Linked DNA regions of Homo sapiens: region 1 is linked to region 2. A link is a loop called in an ENCODE intact Hi-C map of the cell type or tissue named here. Cell type or tissue: natural killer cell. All regions are shown on one strand. Links, peaks and the distances in the headings refer to the core of each region. The heading gives the core; the rest is flanking DNA. Region 1 overlaps NANS (N-acetylneuraminate synthase). Region 2 overlaps TBC1D2 (TBC1 domain family member 2).

Region 1 (2,500 bases), core at 1-2,500, 140 kb after region 2:
TGGGACTTAAGTATACACTACTGCTACCATCAGCACAAGAGTAATAAACATACACATCACCTTCAAAAGTTTTCTTGAGTCCCTTTGTTTTGTTTTGAAGTTGGAAATCAAAAGTCGAAAAAATCAATGTCTCTGAATGGTGACTCAGAAATAAGTTAGGGCTTAGTGAGTTGCTCACACTTGATCACATGGGCACAAATCTTTCCCTCTCCCAGGGAAGTTGCTGAAATGAAATGCAAACTCTGATTGGTCTAGGACCGACGGACCGACGGACCAACCAACCTACCTCCCTTCCTGTCTCCTTCCCTCCCTCCCTTCCTTCCTCCCTCCCTCCCTTTCCTCCCTTTCCTTCCTCCCTTTCCTTCCCTCCCTCTCTCCCTTTCCTTCCTCCCTCCCTCCCACCGTTTCCTTCCTTTCCTCCCTTCCTTCACCTTTCTCACTGCTCTTCCTCTGCTTTATTTTTAACTCTTCTCTTTTCCCCTTCCATCTTTTTCTTTTCTTTTGTGGTAGAGACGGGGTCTTGCTATGTTGCCCAGACTGGTCTCAAACTCCTGGGGTCAAGCAATCCTCCTGCCTCAGTCTCCCAAGTAGCTGGGACCACAAGCACGTGCCACCACATGTGGCTAATTTTTTTTTTTTTTTAATTTGCTGTGGAGATGGGGTCTTGCTATGTTGCCCGGGCTGTTCTCAAACTCCTGACCTCAAGCAGTTGTCCCACCCTGGCCTCCCACAGTGCTGGGGTTGCAAGCTTCAGCTGCCATGCCCAGTACCTTCCATACCTTTCCACCTCACTCCTTCCTGTTTGTGTCTCATAACACTGCTAACTAGCCCTAAGACAGAACTGAAAAAACATCAGTTTTAAATATATTTTTTCAATAAAATCTAATTTTCCTACCCTTCTCACTTCATTTGGCAGATGAAGAGAGTGCTTTCTGTTTAAAGAAGGAACCTTCCACTGAGTTTTCTTTTGTATAATGTTCATCTTGTGGGAGTGTGGTGTGGCCCACCAGGGCATAAACAGAAGCAGAAACCCCCCCAAGAGAGGGGCAGAGCGATCGGGGCAAGGAGGGGGGACAAGTGCAGAAAAACACCTTGTGAAAGCTTACCTACAGAGGCTGTAAAATCTGCATGGAATTCTGTAATTTTCAAGTAAAGAAAAAGGCCAATTCCTGCTGGAAAGGGAAGGGGCGCCTCATTTTGCCGCCTCCTGGGGAGCCAGCGCCACCCAGTGGACATTTAGAAAACTGCCACTCAGAGCCATCGGGCAAAGGGAATCTGAGTAATCTGGAAGATCCTAACTTTCAGCCCTAAGACAGTATCGCTGTGCCTAGGGGCTACTACAGGCTGGGTCAGCAACTGGTGACCCCTTTCTCTTCAGGGACTCCTTGACTTCCCCTAGCCTGCCGACCGTGCTATCGGGTTCCCTCTATCTGGGGTTCCATGCAGCCCGGCAGCCTCAGCACTCCTCTCTCCCTCCTGCCCCATAGCACAAAGTCTGTGGGAGTCTGAAGGGAGCTCAGGCATGTACAACTCTCCTCGGGCTCCCAGCTGAGTTCAACATGCAGAAATGGGTCCCATGGATAGCCTCGTTTGGGAGAAACACTACCCTGCCTTAATGCCTTCTTAGAGGGTCCCAGTAAATCAACTTAGCTGAGTTCCAAACCCAGTGTTTCCCAAACTTATTCGACTCAGAACTTTATTAATTCTGGCCAGGCATGGTAGCCCATGCCTGTAATCCCAGCACTTTGGGAGGCCAAGGCAGGAGGATCATTTTAGCCCAGGAGTTTGACACCAGCCTAGGCAACATGGCGAAATCCCGTTTCTACAAAACATATAAAAATTAGCCGGGTGTGTGGTGTGTGCCTGCAGTCCCAGCTACTCAGGAGGCTGAAGTGGGAGGATTGCTTGAACCCAGGAGGTTGAGGCTGCACTGAGCTGAGGTCGTGTCACTGCACTCCAGCCTGGGTGACAAAACAAAAAATAAACCAAAAAACCCTTTATTGATTCTAAATCAATTAATGAATGAGGGTGGACAACACGTGCCCACAGAACCCCATTTCTGTACTGTGTCCTGTGGGACACTCTGGGAACTGCTGATCTGAGTCAGGGGTAAGGAAAGAGAGGAGTGGAGCTGAGATTTTTCTAAAGTCCCTTCCTCTCCCCTCAGGTTTTGGATCCTTCAGGATTGGAAAAAAAAAAAAAGAAGCCCAGGCCAGGCGCGGTGGCTCACGCCTGTAATCCCAGCACTTTGGGAGGCCGTGGCGGGCAGATCACGAGGTCAGGAGTTTGACACCAGCCTGGCCAACATGGTGAAACCCCGCCTCTACTAAAAATACAAAAATTAGCCCGGCGTGTTGGTGTGTGTCTGTAATCCCAGCTACTCGGGAGGCTAAGGCAGGACAATTACTTGAACCTGGGAGGTGGAGGTTGCAGTGAGCCAAGAGCATGCCATTGCACTCCAGCCTGGGTGACAGAGCAAGACTCCGTCTCAAAAAAAAAA
Region 2 (15,710 bases), core at 12,995-15,494:
CCCATGTGAACAAGCTTCTCAAGGGCCCTTGGCTACATAGTCAGGCCCTTAAATGTCCCTTGATGCAGGCTGATGGCAGAGACCAGAAGCACAGCTGGGTCAGGGCAGGACAAGGCAACACAAGGGAATGATTCTCTGATGTTTGGTTTGATTTAAGAATAAAATTTTGATGACTTAAAAACAGTGGGTGGCAAACATTTTTTGTAAAGAGCAAGATAGTAACGATTCGAGGCTTTGTGGGCCATAGGGTTTCTGTTTTAAGCACTCAGTTCTGCCTTTGAGGAGTAAAAGCAGCAATAGACAGCACATAAACAAATGGGCATGGCCGTGTTCTAATAAAGCTTTATTTGTAAAAGCAGGCTGTGGGCTGGATTTGGCCTGTGAACCATAGGTTGTAACCCAGGAGATAAAAGGACTATGCATCCTTGAGACAATCAACTGTGGGGGAAATATATCTCTTAACTTAGCTTGGAATAAGAAGAATCAAGTTAAATGCTTGAGCTGCTCTCTGGAGCAAGAATGCAGAGTACAGACATTCATTTTGTGTTCCTATCATCAGACAGATCTGTGTGCTTTGAAAATCTCCTAGTACATAGAGGTGGGATCCTGAAATAAGGAACAGAACATCCTGCCAGGGCTTGTGCCTGAGGAGAAAGCCACTTGGCAAACACCAGCAGGGTGGCATGAGATAGACCAATGCAGGCTGGGTGGGATCTGAAGGAAGGAGACAGGCACAGTTTAGCAGATGGGCCAGCACAGTGCAATAACGTTTATGTAGGCCAGTGGTTCTCACAGTCTAACCCCTGGACAAGCTGTGTCAGCATCACCTAGGAACTTTTTAGAAGTGCATATTCTCAAGCCCTGCCCCAGACCTATTAAATCCAGAGCTCCGAAATTAGGGCCCAACCATCCGCATTTTAACAAGCCCTCCAGGTGCTTCTAAAGCAAGCTCAGGTTTGAGAACTGCTGATGTCATCAGTCATAACTTCTGCGTTTCTCCTCTTGAGCAGGGAGAGAGCCAGAGGATTCTCCAAAGCCTGCACCCAAGCCTTCTCTGACCATCAGTTTCGCTCAGAAAGCCAAGCGCCAGAACAACACCTTCCCATTCTTTTCTGAAGGAATCACACGGAACCGAACTGCCCAGGAGAAAGTGGCAGCCTTGGAGCAACAGGTTCTGATGCTCACCAAGGAGTTAAAGTCTCAGAAGGTGAGGTCTGGTCCCAGGGAGGCCCCAGGTTCCAGTGGACCCCTCCAGTTCCTGGAGCCTTTCGGATAAGCTAGATGGGACGCATTAGCCGTGCTGGGCACCAGCTACTCTCTGGTCTTTAAAGGCCAAACTGCAGAATGTTGAAATATGCTGTTGATTACTCAAGAACCTGATGTCACTCAAAGTAAGTCACAAAAGGGCACCAAGGGCAGGTATCTCTGGAGATCTACTCTAATAACTGTCTCTTGGACCCCTCCTGGAGGGCCATGCATGGTCTCACCCCCTACCCAGAAAATGACATTATTTAGAGGCAGGTGATCTGGATGCAGGGTCATGGGAGGGGCTGTCGATAGAACTGGGGGGAACTTTGACCTGGCAGCCGATATCTGGGCACAGATATCTGAATGACCGTCACAAGACTGTCACAGGAGAAAGCAAACAAGCAGCATGTGTGTGGCCCAGGGCTAAGCCAGGACCAACACAGAAACAGTGAAAGGAATATTTGGGCTTAATATGGTAAGAAGTTAATTACGAGAGTTACAAGAGCTATATAATAATTGTAGAAAACAGATCTCATACACACAGACATTAAAACTACTCCAAAATCCTACATCCCAGAGAGTAAATGGTATTAAAAGCCAGGGGCTACCTTATGAAGTAGTGAGGGTCCCAGGGCAAAGATGTGAGAGGGCTGCAGCTCCGGGCGGGAGCCCCTCTTTAGAGTGATAAAAGCGACTAAGTTAGGCAGTTGTTACATAAATCCCAACGGTGGGGCCTGGTAGGACCTGTGGTGGCAGTGGCGGGCTCCAGTGAGGGCCCAGACTCCTTTTCCTCTAGAGGAAGGCCTAAGCTTTTGTGTTTGAACTTTGGCTGCCCGGAGGCCCTTTCTGCTTTGTTTTCCAGCCCTGACTCCAGAGGACTTAGGCTGGGGAGGTGGGGCTTATGCCCTATTACCTTCTGAATATTTCTTATAACTTGTACATTTCTTCTTTTCTTTTCTGCCCTATTTTGGTGGGAAGAAATCTAGAAAAAATGCTCTCCCTATACCTAGTTTGGCCCCTCGTCTGCCTTTTCTGCCCCTAAGCAGTGACCACTGTCAGCAGATCTCAGGGGAACCGGCAGAGGCTTCATTCCTGGCATGTCAGAAGTTACTTTTTTTTTTTTTTTTTTGAGACAGAGTCTCATTCTGTCACCCAGGCTGGAGTGCAGTGGTGCAGTCTTGGCTCACTGCAACCTCTGCCTCCCGGGTTCAAGCGATTCTCCTGCCTCAGCCTCCCAAGTAGCTGGGATTACAAGCACCTGCCACCATGCCCAGCTAATTTTTTTTTGTTTTTTGGTTTTTGTTTTTAGTATTTTTATTAGAGACTAGGTTTCACCATGTTGGCAAGGCTGGTTTCGAACTCCTGACCTCAAGTGATCTGCCCACCTCAGCCTCCCAAAGTGCTGGGATTACAGGCGTGAGCCACCGTGCCTGGCCAGGAGTTACATTTAGTGAAGCAACTGGTGATTAGACATTAGAGTTCTCAAAGGAGGGGGCTCATTTATTCATACGTTCTTAACTCATGTGTTTATTCACCAAATTTTTATTAAGGGCCTGTTATGTGCATGCAGTGTTCCAGGTGCTGGGAAAGAACAATGAGCAAAAGACACAGGCTCTGCCCTTACAGCTTGCATTTCATGGCAGAGACAGACATTAAACAAAGCAACACCCAAATGTGTAGTTATAACACGTGAGGTCCCCTCTGCTGCTGCTTAGCAGCCCAGCTGTCTTTTCCTCCTGTCATCATGGTGCTCCAGTTCTGAGGCTGCTGGACGCTCCTGAGAGCTGAGAGGGCATGAAACAGAGCCATAGCAGCTACTTGATCCCTGGACTAGTAGAGCTTAAATCCGAAACCCAAACCTGGAAAGAAAAAGAAATCCTGAATATACGGGCAGCCTCTCTTGACACAGCCTTTCTTTCTAAGACATTACAAATTGTCAGATGAAGTAGAAAGGCCCCAGGAAACCTAGATTTCATGAAAGTTTGCCCCTGATTGCTCTGCATCTCTGGAGGACTCATCATTCTTCAATAAATAAAGGCAAGATTCTTGGAGATTAATAAGGGTTGACCAGGCTATTGACAACTCCCATATATTCAGAGGGAAATTGTCAGGAGGAAGTTGTTGATGCATTGAAGAATCTGGATTTTTTTTCTACCAGGTAACCTTCCACCAAACCTCGACTTTGTGTCCTGGGACAGAGGGTCAAAAGGAGAATGAGTTGTGATTTATTTAGTTTATCCAATTATTGTGCAATAGGAGTGGATTTGTTTACTCTCCAACCCATTCCACAAATGAACTTCAGTCTTCAGGGTGATTCAAAGAACCAGCCTTTAAATAAGACAGCACAGGCTCAAATTCTGGCCCTAAGCAAGTTTCTTAACCTATCTAAGCCTCAGTTTCCTCTTCTGTAAATGGAGTTGCAGCCGTGTTTACTGGAGAGACCTGTGCCCAGATTCATAAAGCCCAGTACCTGGCACCCAGCAGCTGCCCAACAGATGCAGGCTCTGGTTGTTCTGGCGATTACTGCAGCCCTCCTTACCCTCCATGTCAATCTCTTCCTGCCCTACAAGCAGTGAGGTGCCCTGCTGAGGGGCTCAGAGACGAGGCGGGAAGTGAGAGCCCATCAGTGCCTTCAGGAAATGTGCCGTGGGGCCATAGCAGTGATCAGGGAGCTTAGGTCTTCATTCCACATTAGGAAGGGAGGAATGGCAGCCCCGTAACTCTAGGGTTTCACCTGTAGCCCAGATACTGAAACCAAAGAGGTGAGACAGAAAAAGCCAGCACAACTTCTGGGTGCCCAGTGGTGCCCCCAGGCACTCAGAATGCCGCTAGGAGAGCCGCTGTCCATCTGAGACCCTCATTAGAGTCCCATTCATCAGCTGGGAAGATGGGCACCTGGAATCCCAGGAGCTACCCCTGCGAGGTACCTTCCTGTGTTTCTTTAGTGGGAAGGCACCTCCTGTCTACCTCAAACTTCAGGAGGACATGGGAATTTGGGGTCTTATCCTAGCTGATCTGGCCATTGCCAGTGGCTTTCGTGACTCTTTAGGAATTTCTATCTCAAACACTGCGAGATGCTCTTGAGAGCACATTGCAGACAAATCCCTGCCCTTGGGCACCTCACCATCTAGTGGGGAAGAGAAGATGTGAGCATGGGAACTGCTGGTATGAAGCGCGGCCCCAGGACTGTGCTGAGCCTTCCCATGTGTTATCTCTGTCCTTACAATAGTTTTCATCCCCTTACTCTGAAAGGGAAACTGAGGTTCTCAGAGTGTCTGCATGCTCAGGGTCTCCCAGGGGCTAAGCCAGCATTTGAGGAGCTCAGAGGAGTTGGGTGACTTGCCCATGCGCAGGCAGCTGGAAAAGCCAGGATTGGGGCCCTAACCTCCTTCTCCAAGTCTAGAGGCTGGGCTGCCTCCTCTCTTCCATAGTCTCATGGTGAGGCCCACTATGAGACACAAGCACCAAAACTGCTCTTGAGAAAAAATGAATGCACTCCCTGTGTACCCCCTGGTGTCATATTAAACCACAGGTTGACTTCAATACCCATTAAGCCATTATCTGTCCCCATACCTGCAGCACTGGCCCCACAAGAGGTTTGGGCTCTAGGAGATAGCACCAGATGGCTGATTGGCCGGGGACTGACCCTTGGAGTTGACAGAACTCCACCCAGCCTGAAGGCCGTCTGCTCTGGCAGATGGAAGGCTGTTGTCTGTGGTGATGTTGGCCATCTGTTGGCGGCTGGGAATGATGAACCCCTCTGGGACCCTGCCTGCGGCCCTCTGGGGCCACCTTAGTTCAATCAGGATTACTGGGTAAAGGAACGTAATTTTTTAGGAAACTCAGTGGGGCAACGTATAGCCTCTTACTTTCCTAGAACTCCAGCCAAAAACTTCAGAGGACATGAAAGAGGGCTGGGAGGTACCTTGGCCATGTCAGCTTGGGGAGGGACACTTGGCACTTTCTCTTTCATGCTAGAGGCAGTTCTGAGCAGAAGAGGAAGCTTTAGCCCCATTCATGAGAAAGCTGAGGTTCAATGAAGAGGCCACCTGAGCTACCCTCCTTAGAGTCACCTCGTTAGATACACCCCCCACGGATCCAGAATGGGAACCGAGGCCTGTGCAACTCCAAAGCCCATGCCCCTTCATCTGACCCCTGTAGGGCCCACCACTGATGAAAGTAGCAATGCTCTAAAAAGATAAAGGATTATTTTTTAAAGATGATTTATTGGCTTTTAAAAATTTAAATAAAGTGACAACTTATGACCACGTATCAAAATCTGAGATGAACCAAACAACTCGATTGAGAAATATTAAAAGTACCACTTGGGCCGGGCATGGTGGCTCACACCTATAACCCCAACACTTTGGGAGGCCAAGGTGGGAGGATCTCTTGAGCCCAAGAGTTCAAGACCACCCCGAACAACATAGGGAGACCCTGTCTCTACAGAAAATAAAATAATTAGCTGGGCAATGTGGTGCATGCCTGTAGTCCCAGCTACAAGGGAGACTGAGGCAAGAGAATCTCTTGAGCCCAGGAGGTTGAGGCTGCGGTGGGCCGTGATTGCGCCACTGCACTCCAGCCTGGGCAACAGAGTGAGACCCTGTCTCAAAAAAAAAAAAAAAAAAAAGAAAAGAAAAAAAAACACTTCAAAAAGCTTAATTTCATCAACCCCTCTATTTTTCTTTTCTTTTCTTTTCTTTTTTTTTTTTTTGAGATGGAGTCTCGCTCTGTCGCCCAGGCTAGAGTGCAGTGGTGCGATCTCAGCTCACTGCCAGCTCCGCCTCCCGGGTTCACACCATTCTGCCTCAGCCTCCTGAGTAGCTGGGACTACAGGCACCCGCCACCACGCCTGGCTAATTTTTTTGTATTTTTAGTAGAGACGGGGTTTCACCATGTTAGCCAGGATGGTCTCGATCTCCTGACCTCGTGATCCGACCGCCTTGGCCTCCCAAAGTGCTGGGATTACAGGCGTGAGCCACCACGCCCGGCCCAACCTATTTTTAAGAATTGGTCCTAAGACATTGCTTATAATCCAGACTTTAGGTTTCTTGAATTCATGACATTCTCACTCCTCATCTTACAAGTCCTACTGAGGCTCCCTCCCTCTGCCCTGGTTCCGTTCTTTTAAGCCTATTTTATTCTGGTACAAGAATTCTGGGGGTGGGAGGAGAGCCTCCTGGGCTGGTGTCTCAGTCTTAGATTCTGGGAGCCAAATGCGGGAAGGAGACAGCTAGATGTAATGAAATAAGCTTCAGAGTCAACTAACTCCCCAAATTGAGGGAAAGACACCCACTGGTCCTGCTCCTAGGGCAAGTCTGAACAATGATGTCTGTTGGTTATTTCCCTGGGCAGTCATCCAAGGTAACCTCCAAATCTCAGCTGAAGCAGAAAATGGCCTAGGCCCCCAGTTTTCCTGGAACCACAGGAATGTTAATCTCTCTCCACTGAGCCCTGAGAAGCTGACTTCTTCATTCTGGACGTTCCAAACATTCCCTTTTGGTTTGCAATCACTGTGCTGTCCTCACCCCAACTTCCTGCCACACCCCAGGGCTCCCACAGCTCCATGGTAGCTCTTTCCTTCCTCCAGGTCTTTACTGGGGCTGTAGCTTGGCCACATCTGGAGGGCCATCCCCACCCTCATCTCCCACCTGCTGCTCGACCATCTCTGGCCCTTCTCATTCTTCACAGTTTCTTTTAAATGCTCTGGACTGGTATTCCCCACAACCTCCACCCCAGACAGAAGTCATTGCCTTTCCCACAAACACCCTTGTTCCCCTGACTTGCAGTAGATCATTCCACTGTGGTGGGTCATGTTCATTCCCACCAGCCTTTGCAGTCCTTGGAGGTGGGAACTCTCACCACTCCCTCTCTGGGCCACGGCACCTGGCTCAGGGCCTGGCCTGGCACCGAGTGGTGCTTGGTAAAGGTTGGATGGATGGATGGGCATGTGGAAGGAAAAGAGAGAACCAGAGAAAGGATGGTCACTAGTCCTAAGGTTTCAGAAGATGCAGGCTAATGTGGTCTTGTCATTAGCTTCTCCAAAAAAGTCATGGTTTTTGGCAGTTTTCCTCCAATATAGAATTGTTCTTAGCAAATAAGGCTATCCAGCCAATCCACTCATTTTAATACTTTGGTGTGGTATAGTTGACATGTCTCTAGGAAACCATGTTTTTCCAAATGAGAAGCACAGAGCAGGGCAGTGTTGCCTGAAAGTCATACCTACCTGGTATTAGTTCCACGTGGACCTGGCTGCTGATGTCCTGATCCTGGCCCAGAACAAATTCACATCCCTGCTTTGGGACAGATAGGCCTGAGTCCAGGCGTGGCCCTCCCTGGGGAAATTACAGGCTTAAAGGCACAGGGAGCTGAGCAGACCTTGAGTTCCTGTGTGAATTAGTTGCCCCTGCTGAGGAATAAATCAAGCTCTATTGTTTCTGAACTTTCTAGAGTTCCTTCCACCAGCTTTGCAGGCATCGGCTGGTGGGCTGAAGGTAACTAGGCACAAATGGCTTGAATGAGGTCCTCTGTGTGTGGCTTTACATGGGGATTGCCAGTGTATTTCCTCTTTAACCCTGACTCAACTTGATTGGTAGTGACTGGCTGCTATATTGAGAATGATTCTGAGGCCTCAACTAGGGTAGGCTGTGCAGGAAGAAGTATGGGAGATTAATTAGTGATGTCTGCCACAGGGATGAGAGGGAAGAGTAATGCCACATAGCTGCCACCCCTGGTTTTCTTAGTTACTGAGCACAGGCTTTGGAATCTAGCCAATTGAGATTGAATTCCATTCTACTCTCTGCTGGGCCTCAGTTTGTTCATCCCTGAAATGGATGTGTATATGTCAGGGTATGGGTTCAGCTGCTGTGACAAAAACATCTCCACTGGGTGTGGTGACTCATACCTGTAATCCCAGCACTTTGGAAGGCCAAGGTGGGCAGATCATTTGAGTCCAGGAGTTTGAGACCAGCCCGGCAACATGGCAAAACCCCTTCTCTACAAAAAAATACAAATATTAGCCTGGTGTGTTGGCATGTTCCTGTGGTCCCAGCTACTTGAGAGGCTAAGGTGGGAGGATCAGCTGAGCCCAGGAGATTGAGGCTACAGTGAGCCATGTCTGTGCCACTGCACTCCAGGCTGGGTAACAGAGGGAGACGCTATCTCAAAAAAAAAAAGTTTCAAAGCACTGTGGCCCAAAACGAGTGAGAGGTTTCTCATTCACATTAAAGAACCCAGAGGTAGGTGAGCAACTCTGAGCTGGGGGGCAGCCCTTTCTCAACATGTACCTTCTGCTGTGGGTCTGAGGCGGCCACTCTAGTTCCTGCCACTTCCCAGCCAGAAGCAAAGAGAACTGGACCAGAGGAGCGTGTATCTAGTGGTTTTAAAGGTAGGACCCAGAAGCTGCCCATCTCACTTTTCATTTCCCATTTAGGCAGAATAGTTACTTGGCTACACCTCACCATGGCTTGGCTGGGAGATGCAGTTTTAAGCTGGGGAACCATGTGCCCAGCTAACAGTCACTTGAACAGAGAAGGAGAAAGTGAGTGTCAGGATGAGATGCCGCAGGGATGCTGCTGGGCACCTCTCACGGTTGTTAGGAGAACTACTGATAACATATACCCCACTGTGGCGCCCAGCAGGCCCTCCCTGAGCTCACAAGATTCTTCCCTCTCCCTGCCCAGGAGCTAGTGAAGATCCTGCACAAGGCACTGGAGGCCGCCCAGCAGGAGAAGCGGGCGTCCAGCGCATACCTGGCGGCGGCTGAGGACAAGGACCGGCTGGAGCTGGTGCGGCACAAAGTGCGGCAGATCGCGGAGCTGGGCCGGCGGGTGGAGGCCCTGGAGCAGGAGCGGGAGAGCCTGGCGCACACAGCGAGCCTGCGGGAGCAGCAGGTGCAGGAGCTACAGCAGCACGTGCAGCTGCTTATGGACAAGAACCACGCCAAGCAGCAGGTCATCTGCAAGCTCTCTGAGAAGGTCACCCAGGACTTCACGCACCCCCCTGACCAGTCTCCTTTGCGCCCCGACGCTGCCAACAGGGACTTCCTGAGCCAGCAGGGGAAGATAGAGCACCTGAAGGTAGGGGCCTCCCCTCAGGGCCTGCCAGTCCTGCCGGTCCTCTGTCCCAGCCCTCAGGGAAGGTGCGCTCTCCACCCCTAAGGGTTTGCTAGGTGGAGTGGGGATACCCCTTCATCCTAGAATATTCACATTAGAAACACATGTTGATGGGAATATTGCTCTACGCTTCTTCACTTTCTTTACCACAAGGCCCAGTGCAGTTTGCCTGGGCCTTGATTGACCCATTAACCAGTAGCCCTGGTATCCTGGGCTACTGAAAAGTGAAGGTGCCTCTAGATTATCAAATGAGAGATGAAAGCCTGACTAGCTAAGTGTGGGGCCTGGCCTGGTCAACCTCCCTTAGTGCCATCCCAGTGCACCCGAGAGCCCTAAGGGGCCAGCACGACCCTCCCCCCACAGTCCTGCGCCTGCACACTGTACGGATGACCTGCAGCTGCCAATAGTCACTGCTCCCATCTGTAGAATTTATAGGGTGTTTCCTGTGTGCCAGGCACTGCCCTCGGTGGGTGCATCGCCACATTTAGTCCTCGCGCCAGCCCTGTGAGGTGAGGCAGCCGCTGGTGTGCTCCCCCTTTACAGATGTGGAATGCTGAGGCTGAGAAAGGTTAAGGAGCCTGCCCAGGGTCATGTGCTGAAGAAGTGGAGGAGCTGGAGCTGGGCTGGAGCTCATGTCTGCGGTCTGGTCTGTCTGCTCAGCTGCCGCTTCTAGCTGCTGCCACCATCCCTGCTCCTCCTTTCCTCCCCTTCCTTCCCCTTCTCTGTCCCTATCTTTCCCTAGGCTTCCCCACCCCACAGGGACCAGTGATGTCACAGGAGGTAGGAACTTTATGTGAAGTGTGTTGCCTGCCGTGACCCGCAGCCTCCTCTCTAAAGGGTTGTGACAGGAACTGTCCCACTGGGAGGCCTGTGGCTGTGGAGTGCACTCATAGCCTCCACTGTCCGTAAAGGGAGCCATACAACCAGAGTTCGTCCTGCCCCAAACCCTGCCACTCACAACCACATATGTACAGTCAGATGCCATATAACAGGCTGCATATGTGATGGTCCCATAAGATTACAATGAAGCAGAAAAATCCCTGTCACATAGTGACATCATAGCCGTCATAACATCATAGCACAACATGCTACCTTTTCTATGTTTACATGTGTTTAGATACACAAATGCCATTATGTGACAGCCACCTATGGTATTCAGTACCGTAACAGGTGCACAGGTCTGCAGCCTCGGAGCAATAGGCTACACCATCTAGCTGGGTGCGTAGTAGGCTAAATCACCTAGGTTTGTCTGCGTCCAGTCTACAATGTTTGCACAACAGTGAAATCACCTAATGACGCATTTCTCAGAGTGTATCCTCATAATTAAGCCACACGAGACTGTACATATAGACTTATAACCTTGAGAACTCTCATGCTACTCTATCAAAGAACTACTCGGTGAGGGCAGATGGAGAAAGAAAAAAAAAGAAATCAGGAAGCTTTTGAGAGAAAAGCTCTCAGTGGGCAGTGTTGAACAGTGGCCACCACCCAAGCTTTGAAGTCAGACTGACCTCTTTGACTCTTGGCTCTGCCTCTTTCTGGCTGTGTGACTTTAGGCATGTTAGCTCACCTCTGTGTCAAATAGCCCAACTAGTCCTCTTGACTAGGGCTGTTAGAAGGATAAAGGAAAAGGACGTGAAACCTGATTCCCTTCCCTTTCTTTCAGCAAAGACTGAAAACCCACATAACCAGTTCCCGAATCTTTTCCCTTATTTAGTCTGAAATCAGAGATTCTTTTGGGTTAAAAGAAAAACATAACCTTTCCAATGCAAATGCAGCCAGATGATTAGAAAGCTCTCAGCCCTCCACACAGCAGGGAAAACTGCTTCCATCTGATTGCTTTTCTACCCTGCCTGCCCCCAGCCAGGCGGCTTCCTCTTCTCTCCACCCATACTGCCGGAATCCACTGTGCAAGCCCCGGTAGAGCAGCACAGGGGTCAGAAAGATTTGTGGTGGCGCACGCCTGTGTTCCCGTCTACTCTGGAGGCCGAGGTGGGAGGATCGCTTGAGCCCACGAGGTGGAGGTTGCAGTGAGCTGAGATTGTGCCACTGCACTCCAACCTGGGTGAAGGAGTGAAACACCATCTCAAAGGAAAAAAAAGAACACTAGATCAGCCAGGTGGCTCCAGACAGCCTGAGAGTTGATTGTAATCATGGACTCACTAGGAGACTGAGTGTGCCCCTGAATTTACATATTCAGGAATTTTATTTTTTTTTATTTTTATTTTTTGAGACGGAGTCTTGCTCTGTCACCCAGCCTGGAGTGCAGTGGCGCGGTCTCGGCTCACTGCAAGCTCCGCCTCCCAGGTTCACGCCATTCTCCTGCCTCAGCCTCCTGAGTAGCTGGGACTACAGGTGCCCGCCACCATGCCCGGCTAATTTTTTTGTATTTTTAGTAGAGACGGGGTTTCACCATGTTAGCCAGGATGGTCTTGATCTCCTGACCGCGTGATCTGCCTGCCTCGGCCTCCCAAAGTGCTGGGATTACAGGTGTGAGCCACCGCACCTGGCCATGAATTTTCTTTATCAGTGAGCTCAGCTACATGGAGACTCTGGGTATGTGATTCACATTAACCAAGAATACACTTGCATATGATCCTCAGAGGCCCAGTGTTTTGTGCTTTGTGCTTTAAAGGGTTGCATAAGGCCAGGCATGGGTGGCTCACACCTGTAATGCCAGCATTTGGGGAGGCTGTGGCAGGAGGATTACTTGAGGCCAGGAGTTAGAGACAAGCCGGGGAAACATAGCAAGATCTCATCTCTACAAAAAATTAAAAAATTAGCCAGGCACAGTAGCACGTGCCTGTAGTCCCAGCTACTTGGGAAGCTGAAGCTAGAGGATTGCTTAAGCCCAGGAGTTCATGACCAGCCTAGGCAACATAGCAAGACCCTGTCTCTAAAAAAAAATAAAATAAATTCACTAGGTATGAAGGCACCCGCCATAGTCCTAGCTACTCAGAAGGCTGAGGTGGGAGATTACTTGAGCCGCCCAGGAGTTCGAGGCTGTGGTGAACTGTGATCACGCCACTGCACTCCAGCCTGGACAACAGAGTAAGACACTGTCTCTATTAAAAAAAAAATAAAAAAGAGAAAGAGTTGCATGTAGTTGGTGTTCCTTAGTTTTTAGCTTTTAGAATACCCATCAAATATCCATTGTCTTGAGTTTGAGGACAGAGAATGTTGAGGTTTCCTGCCTGCCCTGTGATTGAGGAACCCAACTTTAGGGAATGCCCCTTGTTATTCAGACTTTGGTTTTGAGAACAGGATCACTGACCTCTTGAATATCAGATCTGGAAAGACTCAGAAATCTAGTCTGCCCCACTCATTTTCTGGCAGGGACAGCTGAGCTGGGGCAAGGGAGAAGGACTGGCCCAGGGTCAGGCAGCAAGAGGCAGGGCTACAGCCGGAACCTGGCCTCCCATGCCCAGGCCACTGCCTTCCACACAGCACAGGGCCTAGTCCATGGGCATGGCCCAAAGAGAATTCCCGGGCTCCTGCTTCCCTGGTCCCCCTTCTCCAGGGTTTTCCTTCTTTCATTCCACTGGTGACTGTCCTGTGGCTTTTCTCTTTTCTGAGGTTTCTCTTTTTCCTCCCTACAGTTCTGAGCCAAGACGAGCACTCAAGGTAGGGCATCGAGCTGGAGGGGGAGGTACTGCCCGACGCCACCCACTGCCACTGCTGTTCCAGGCTGTGCTCACTCTGCCTCCCTGTCCGGCATGTCTGTGCCTTCCCTAGAGCTGGAAGCAGGGTATCTTATGTGACAAAAGCCTTCTTTCCAAAGCCTTAGAAATAACAGTGTGTAGCCAAGCGTGGTGGCTCACAATCCAGTGCTTTGAGAGGCCACGGTTGGAGGATTGCATGAGGCCAGGAGTTTGAGACCAGCCTAGGCAACATAATGAGACCTTTTTAAAAAATTAAAAATTAATTAGCTGGGTGTAGTGGCACACACTTGTAGTCCCAACTACTCAGGGGCCTGAGACAGGAGGATCACTTGAGCCCAGGAGGTCAAGAGTGCAGTGAGCTATGATCATGCCATTGCATTCCAGCCTGGGTGACAAAGTGAGACCCTTTCTCTAAAAATAAAAAAAGAAAGAAAAATAAATAAATATCCATGAGCACATCTAGGCCTGGGAGGAGGAAGGGGTGATATCAAGGAGGGAGACCCAGTGGTGTGGAGCAGTGGCCAGCGCCAGAGCTGGGTCTGCTTTCTCTACGCAGTGTCTGCTGAGCACCTGCCATGGGCTGAACACACCTGGGTTTGGATCCTGGCTCTCTTTCGTGACAAGGGGAACTTACTTTCTCTGTGTGTGTTTCCTCATCTGTTAAATGGGAATTAGGGCACTTTAATAGTTATCCCACAGCCTTGTGGATATGAGGGAGATGGGTCAGGTCATGGTAGGTCCTTTCCTCCCTTGCGGGGGGGCTTGTTGTATTTTCCCGGGCATTGGATTCCGAACTCTGTGAGCCGACTGAGGGGGTGGGTGCAGGGTGGGGAATAGTAGCTCTCGAGCTGTCATGCAAACTCAGTGAGGGAGACGATGCTCACGCTCACGTTGCACTTGCCACATGCCAGGCACCGTTCTGAGCCTTTTGCACATATTAACTCACTGAATCCTCTCCCAGCCACATGAGGTAGTACTGTTATTATCCTCATTTTCCAGATGAGAGGATGAGGTTAAGTAACTTGTCCAGGGGCTCAGTGGTCAAGACAGAATTTCCACCCAGACAGCGTGCCCGCAGCATTCATGCCACTGACCACCAGGCGGTGCCGGTACATGGCCAACTCCAGCGTCTTTGATGTGTTGTTATACTGTCTGATGGGTAGGAGAGGTCACATAAGCCTGCATGCGTGTAGCCAGGAGACACCAAAGGACAACGCTTGGAGGGTAGGGACTAGAGTGTGGGCATCCAGGTGGATTCCAGCTGGTGGGGAGCTCAGATGGTGCCCGGCAGGAAGTTTGGTGATTAGGGCTTTAGAATGAGACAGTCCTGGCCAGGCACAGTGGCTCATGCCTGTAATCCTAACACTTTAGGAGGCCGAGGTGGAAGGATTGCTTGAGGCCAGGAGTTTGAAAACAGCCTGGGAAACATAGTGAGACCTCGTCTCTACAAAATCAAAAAATTAGCTAGGCATGGTGGTGCCTGCCTATAGTCCCAGCTACTTGACAGGCTGAGGTGGGAGGATTGCTTGAGTCCAGGAGGTCGAGGCTGCCATGAGCTATGATCACGCCACTGTACTCCAGCTTGGGCGACAGAGCAAGACAAACAAACAAAAAGAATCAGACAGACCTGGGTTTGGTCACATCTGCCTTATACTGGCTGTGCCTTAGGCAAGTTGCCTACCCTTTCAGAGCCTCTGAGGCCTCATCTGTGTCATAGGAATAATAAAAGAACATCCCTTCTAGGGTTGCTAGGAGGATGAAGTGAGAGAATATATGCTGCGTGGTGTTGGTGATGGGGGTGATGCCGGAAGCCTGCACAGCCTCTGTATTCATAAGTTTCTATATCTCCAGACAGTAAAGTGTTAGACTCCAGAGAGAGTGGGGAGTGGTCCAGGAAAGGCCTGATGCTCATGGGAGACTGGTCCCTGTGCCACAAACAAGATTTTCACTTCTTGCCACATAAGGATAGGATATGGGGACTGTGGAGAAGAAGCAGGCAGAAACTTGCCAGCAGAGCGGCTGGCGCACACAGCAGCATTTTTGAGAGGCAGTGAAGCTGGTTTTTTATCTAGGTCAGGGACAGGATTGGATAGGGGGAGGAGGGTGGCGCCAGGGGTTGGAACTGCCTGGGTCCAGCCAGAAGGCAGAGAGCAAGCTGAGTGGATGCACAGCCTTTCAGCCTTGGCACAGCGAGGGAGATGAAAGCAGGGGTGGCCTGGGTTGGGGCACCACAGAGAGCCCCCGTGGAGTGGTGAGGGGTGATGTGATAAAGTCAACAGGGGGCATTCGTTCCCTCCCCTGGGAGCAGAGGCCCTTCTAGTGTGTCAGGCTCTGGGCGGAGGGCAGCAGCCCCTGGGCAGGCATCGGAGCTTCCAGCCTGGGGAGACCTTGGAGATCATCTTGGCCAGAGTGAAGACCCACCCAGGGAGGGCCAGGACCACCTGTGGGCTGTGCACATGTGACCCTGACGAGGATGTGCCCCAAACTACATGTGATGTTCTTCATTTCCAAATCAATCTGGCCACGTCGGAGTCATCCTTGCTGCAGCATCGCTTGCACATGTGATGTTCTTCATTTCCAAATCAACCTGGCCACGTCGGAGTCATCCTTGCTGCAGCATCGCTTGCACATGTGATGTTCTTCATTTCCAAATCAACCTGGCCACGTCGGAGTCATCCTTGCTGCA

Evidence for each region. A loop is a pair of places that touch in the nucleus more often than their neighbours do. Peaks named below come from ENCODE experiments on the same cell type or tissue, not always from the same donor. Only the 100,000 strongest peaks of a DNase experiment are listed, where the experiment ranks them.
Region 1: a loop joins it to region 2, with 19 times the contacts of the local background. A loop is called at or near these places in 46 of 110 quality-filtered maps.

Annotation. Positions count from the first base shown.
Region 1 is chr9:98,073,293-98,075,792 of GRCh38, reverse strand. All of the region lies in intron 2 of NANS (N-acetylneuraminate synthase), which reads right to left. It also overlaps a transcript of TRIM14 not described here. Among named protein-coding and RNA genes, the nearest start is that of NANS, 18 kb to the right of the region's middle. RefSeq lists an enhancer at 354-1,160. In natural killer cell, for the core only: CTCF peaks have their summits at 1,024 and 1,223 (motif pointing left); DNase peaks (open chromatin) are centred at 152, 769 and 1,212.
Region 2 is chr9:98,214,449-98,230,158 of GRCh38, reverse strand. TBC1D2 (TBC1 domain family member 2) reads left to right here. Exons shown (of 13, transcript NM_001267571.2): 5 at 1,011-1,207; 6 at 8,931-9,326. It overlaps MIR6854 (microRNA 6854), which reads left to right and starts at 942; the gene lies at 942-1,010. RefSeq lists an enhancer at 6,290-7,489 and a silencer at 11,098-11,392. In natural killer cell, for the core only: no CTCF peak of the experiment used is centred there; a DNase peak (open chromatin) is centred at 14,128.